Linked DNA regions of Homo sapiens: region 2 is linked to region 1. A link is an interaction called in ENCODE POLR2A ChIA-PET data of the cell type or tissue named here. Cell type or tissue: GM12878. All regions are shown on one strand. Each heading gives the region's core, and the rest is flanking DNA. Links, peaks and the distances in the headings are about the cores only. Region 1 has its middle 25 kb from the start of MEOX1. Region 2 has its middle 9.1 kb from the start of HDAC5.

Region 1 (2,909 bases), core at 299-2,798:
GAAGGATATGTGCTGTATCCAAGCAGAAGCTTTACGGGTCATCACACGGCTGTACTCCTGCTCTTTTCCCTCTGTACGAGGCTGAAATGGAGGATCCCTAGGTTCCAGAAGGAGAAAAACATGGAACAAAGCCAAAGCTGACCCCATAGCCTTCACAGATGTCAGTGAGGATATAAACATTTGTTGCTGTAAGCCACTGGGATTTGTGGGTCACGAGCTCGTGAAAACTGACCACTCCAGTGATGAAGCTGGGTTTGGAATTGACGCATTCTGGCCCCAGGCCAACACTTCCTATGCCTGATCTGGGTGCCTAAGCTTTTCTATTCTGCTGCCTACTGCCCTTTGCCACCTAGGATGACTATAAGCATCTCAAACTCCGATATCTGAAGGGGAAATCGCCATTCCCGCAGTTGGGTGAGCACCACTGCCTGCATTCTGATTCTTCTACTTTAGCTGGCAACACCACAACCTACCTGTTCATTCACACTGGAAACCTGGGGCACATCGTCATACAGACCTCTGCTTTTCCGAACCAATCCACTACCTGGGCCTGCTCATTTTACTTCCCACATAGATACTTCTCCCACCCACGGCATTGTCTTCCCACCACCACTGCCTTCCTTCTGGCTGCTGATGTCTCACTTGAATTAGAGCCTCTGAGAGCTCTCCCTCCTGATCTGAGGCTGCTCAAATCCCATCCCCTCTCAGCCTGTAGAGTGATCACAAAAAAAAATTCAACCCTGTCACCCCCAATTTAAAACCTATCGGTAGCTTTCCTCACCTACAAAATAAAGAGCCTTCACAGGTCTCCATGATCCAGCCCCTGACCACCTCCACAGCCGCAACCTACCACCTCCGCCACAAATCCTGGGCTCTAGCAAGACCAAGCCACCTTCCATTCCACAGCCATAGGCCATGTGATTTCTCCATTCCTTGGCTCATTCCCTTCTGTCTGGAGTGCTCTCCCACACCTGGAGCCCCAAGGACTTATGGATTCTAGGAGCACTCTAAAGGAACACGCAGGAAGTTTAAATATAAATATGGCCCAAGTTTTTTTTTTGTTTTGTTTTGTTTTTTAAGAGACTTCGTTTCCCAAGCTGGAGTGCAGTGGTGTGATCATGGCTCACTGCAGCCTCAAACTCCTAGCCTCAAGCAATCCTCCCACCTCAGCCTCCTGAGTAGCTAGCTGGGACTAAAGGTGTGAGCCACCATGCCCAGCTAATTTTTAAATGGCTTTGTAGAGATGGGGGTCTCACTATGTTGCCCAGGCTGGTCTTGAACTTCTGGCCTCAAGGGATCCTCCTGCCTCACCTCCCAAGGCCCTGGGGTTACAGGCATGAGTCACTGCACCCAGCCCAAACTAATTTTCAATAGTAGATCAATGCCTAACACGAGGCAGCAACATTCACCAATTTCTAAAACCATCAGAAAAAAACCTCAGTGTGAGAATTTTCCTTTCCCCAATAAACCCAGTTAATAAGCCCACTGAGGAGAGTTTGATCATGAAATTAAAAGTACATGCACACAGCAATCAAGAGGTTTCTGGTTTCTTTTGAACATTCCATGCACTCCTCTCCCTCTTCAGCGTTGGTGTTTGATTGACCTGCACTGGGTGAGCAGTAGCTGGGACCAGCTGTTCCTCAAGTTGGTAAAAATCCTCCACTTTCTCCCGAGGGCAAAGCTGCATGAAGGAAGCAAGGCCACCCACTGGCAACTCCTTGATGGGAACCAGTGAGTGTGACCAGAGATGGTGGCTTGGTAGGAATCCAAACAACTGAGAATTCCCAGACAGTAACTTTTCAGTAATGGTTTTCTCCATCCTTGAGAGAGCATCAGGGACGAGCGAGTGTGTGGCTGACCTGCTGAGAGAGGTGAGGAGATATGAAAAAAGAGAGAGATGAAGCAAGCGAGTAGGGAATCCATTTCCAAAGGAAAAGGCCTAGAGGGGCTCAGGCCTTCAGAAATCTGCTCACCTGCCTGCGCCAGGTCCTGAGATGGATGCGTGCATTTCTGATAGTTCTTCTATTCAAAGATGAGAATCAGTGTCAGGGAGAGATCTACTCTTTTCTGTCCAGACCCCCAAAGAACCACATTTCCAGTAACTGGGTAAGCCCATGGTGGGTGGCTTTCTTTCCTTCCATTGGGTGGAAATGATTGCCCTTAAGAGCTATATATTCTCTGCCCAGACAGAGGAGCCTGTGCCTGCTAATCCCTCACAACACCAGTGAGGCACTGGTCAGTCATGTCATCTCTTGGCCATCGTGGTGCTGGGCTCTCACCATGTTCCTTCTCTCACCGGCTGCCCCTTCTCAGTCCTATTTGCTGCCAACCCTGGCTACCTGAATATTTTTGAAACACTTTGAAAAATATCTCAAATCCGGCTGGGCGCGGTGGCTCACACATGTAATCCCAGTACTTTGAAAGGCCGAGGCAGGCAGATCACCTGAGGTTGGGAGTTCGAGAGCAGTCTGGCCAACACGGTGAAACCCCGTCTCTACTAAAAATACAAAAATTAGCTGGGCGTGGTGGCACATATCTGTATTCCCAGCTACTTGGGAGGCTGAGCCATGAGAATCACTTGAACCCGGGAGGCAGAGGTTGCAGTGAGCTGAGATCATGACTGCACTCCAGCCTGGGCAACAGAGCGAGACTCCGTCTTAAAAAAAAAATCTTAAATCCACGCCCTTCTCTAATGCTACCTGTGGCCATGACTGTTCCTTTATTCTCTATCTTCCCAACTTGTGTGTGTTCCTTTATGGCCACTACCACAATTTGTCATTCTTCTATTTTTTGTTTGCTTATTCATTTATGGTCTGCTTTATAAGCTGGAAGAAAGAGAAAGGGATGTGTTTCTCTGACCATTTTATTCTCAGCTACCACATGATGCCTGGCACATAATACATGTTCAA
Region 2 (2,909 bases), core at 111-2,610, 500 kb before region 1:
TGTAGAGTCCAGGAAATCCTGGGCCTCAGCTCCACATCCCAGCAGGGAGGTAGGGGAGAGGATAGGCTTCCTTCTCAGCCATCTCCTTGGACTTCTGCTATTTTTGCTGCTGGGAGGGGTAAGAAGGCTTGTGGGACACTCTAGGAACCTGGAGGGAGCTGGGCTGAGAAGCCTGTCCTGGAGTCCCAACTGTGTGCCAGGCCTCCTGGTCATCTGCTGTCCTCTAGCAGTGGCTGGCTACTGATGGCAGCTCTTGGTGGATATGGGATCTACAGACCAGCAGACTGACAGCTTTGCTCTGCTCTCTCTACATATATAAAAAATCATTTATTTCTTTAGGCGCCATGACAAACGGTGGCAGCTGCACCCAGAATAGTCTTTATTTTTAAACAAATTCACAGCTTGTTCTAGGAGCCATGTTTCTGCTGGCTTTCCTCAGGGTTGGCCATTGCTGAGTGTAGAGACAGTGGCCTGCTCCTGATCTCTAGGCCAGGAAGGCAGGAGGTGGGAGGCCTGAAAAGGGACAGAAGGTGTCAAGGGTTAGGTAGGGCTCTCAGGTGAGGAATGACTGAGGCTCTCGCCTCTAGCCAGGTCCTCCTTTGTTTGTTTGTTTGTTTGTTTGTTTGTTTGTTTTGAGATCCAATTCTAGAGTTAGCTGCCAGAGCTGGAAAAATCCTCAGATGTCATCTATCCAACCATGCCCTTTTACAGACAGGGAAACTGAGGCTCAGATAGGTGGTGACTTAGCCAAGGTCCCTGCCTGTTGCTCTCCCCCTAAACATCTCAAACAGTCAGGCAAGACTGCACAGTGGATGCTGGCCTGAAACTGGTTTCTTCTCCCTCAAGCCCAGAGGAGTCAGGGGAAGGAGGGAAAGGAGAAGAAGTTGTTGTTCCACCCTTCCTTCTCAACTTCACCTTGTTGCACCACCCAGAAAAGTCTCCAGCTGGAAGGAAGGAAATTCAGTCCAACCCTCTAATCATAAAGAAACAGGGGCCCAGAAGCCAGGCGTGGTGGCTCATGCCTATAATCCCAGCACTTTGGGAGGCTGAGGTGGGTGGATCACCTGATGTCAGGAGTTCAAGATCAACCTGGCTGACATGGTGAAACCCCATCTCTACTAAAAATACAAAAACTTAGCCAGGTGTGGTGGCAGGTGCCTGTAATCCCAGCTACTCGGGAGGCTGAGGCAGGAGAATTGCTTAAACCCAGGAGGCAGAGGTTGCAGTGAGCTGAGGTCACACCATTGCACTCCAGCCTGGACAACAAGAGCGAGACTCCATCTCAAAAAAAAAAAAAAGAAAGAAAAGAAAAAGAAAAAGAAACATGGGCCCAGAGAGAAGGGACTTGCCCAGGGTCACACAGGGAGACCTGGGCCAAACCCAGGCATCCTAGGGGCAGTTTTCAGTTTTCATTGCACTCTGCATAAGTCATCCTCAATGACATTGCCTTTACTTTGTGCCTAGGGCACATGGCTTATTTGTCAGGAAATTAACTCTCTTCTGTCTTCAGAGCTCATTGTAAACAGCCCAAGGGCAGGACTGGACCTTGACTATCTTGGAGGAATGAAGGTCCAGCTTAAACTTTGCCACCCAGTTCCATGCTGGACATTGTCATATCTGCCATCATATCTAATTTAGGACTCATGAAGTGTCAGAACTGAAAGGGACCTCAGAGAACAGAAGTTCAAGTCCTATTTTCCAGATAAGACCAAGGCCCTATGGGCAAATGACTCATCCAACAGCACTCCAGCCCAGAGTTGTCTCTATCCCTAAGACCCAGATTTTGTTACCTCCTGTCCTGTTGTTTTTGTTTGTTTTTATTTTTTGCCTTCCCCACAGTACCTAGCATTGTGCTGGCCTCATAACTTTTCTTTCTTTCTTTTTTTATTGAGACAAGGTCTCACTCTGTTGCCAAAGTTGGAGTGCAGTGTCCTGATCTTGGCCCACTGCAACCTCCACCTCTTGGGCTCAAGCAATCCTCCCACCTCAGATTCCCGAGTAGCTGAGACCACAGGCCTGAACCATCACTCCCAGCTAATTTTTGTATTTTATTTATTTATTTATCTATTTTTTTGAGACTGAGTCTCACTCTGTTGCCCAGGCCGGAGTGCAGTGGTGTGATCTTGGCTCACTGCAACCTCTGCCTCCCGGGTTCAAGCGATTCTCCTGCCTCAGCCTCCCAAGTAGCTGGGGTTACAGGTGCCCATCACCACACCCAGCTAATTATTATTATTATTTTTTTTTAGAGACGATGTTTCACCATATTAGCCAGGATGGTCTCGATCTCCTGACCTCGTGATCAGCCTACCTTGGCCTCCCAAAGTGCTGGGACCACAGGCGTGAGCCACCGCACCCGGCCCCACATCCAGCTAATTTTTATATTTTTAGTAGAGATGGGGTTTCACCCTGTTGGCCAGGCTCGTCTTGAACTCCTGACCTCAAGTAATCCACCCACCTCGGCCTCCCACAGTGCTAGGATTACAGGCGTGAGCCACTGCGCCCGGCATAATTTTTGGGTTTTTTTTTTGTGTGTGTGTGTTTTGTTGTTGTTGTTGTTGTTGTTTTGTTTTTTTTTTGACAGAGTTTCGCTCTTGTCACCTAGGCTGGAATGGAATGGCGCGATCTCTACTCACAGCAACCTCTGCCTCCTGGGTTCAAGCGATTCTCCTGCCTCAGCCTCCCGAGTGGCTGGGATTACAGGTGTGCACTGCCATGCCCAGCCAATTTTTGTAATTTTATTAGAGATGGGGTTTCACCACGTTGGACAGGCTGGTCTCGAACTCCTGACCTCAGGTGATCAGCCTGCCTCGGCCTCCCAAAGTGCTGGGATTACAGGTGTGAGCCACCATGCTCAGCCAATTTTTGTATTTTTTAGTAGAGACGAGGTTTCACCATGTTGGCCAGGCTGG

What was found. Peaks named below come from ENCODE experiments on the same cell type or tissue, not always from the same donor. Only the 100,000 strongest peaks of a DNase experiment are listed, where the experiment ranks them.
Region 2: POLR2A ChIA-PET joins it to region 1 with 6 read pairs; 2 of 35 experiments call an interaction of 5 or more read pairs at or near these places.

The regions. Positions count from the first base shown.
Region 1 is chr17:43,635,429-43,638,337 of GRCh38, reverse strand. No RefSeq gene overlaps it. Among named protein-coding and RNA genes, the nearest start is that of MEOX1, 25 kb to the left of the region's middle. In GM12878, for the core only: no CTCF peak of the experiment used is centred there; no DNase peak of the experiment used is centred there.
Region 2 is chr17:44,131,260-44,134,168 of GRCh38, reverse strand. No RefSeq gene overlaps it. Among named protein-coding and RNA genes, the nearest start is that of HDAC5, 9.1 kb to the right of the region's middle. In GM12878, for the core only: no CTCF peak of the experiment used is centred there; no DNase peak of the experiment used is centred there; H3K27ac peaks cover 348 bases.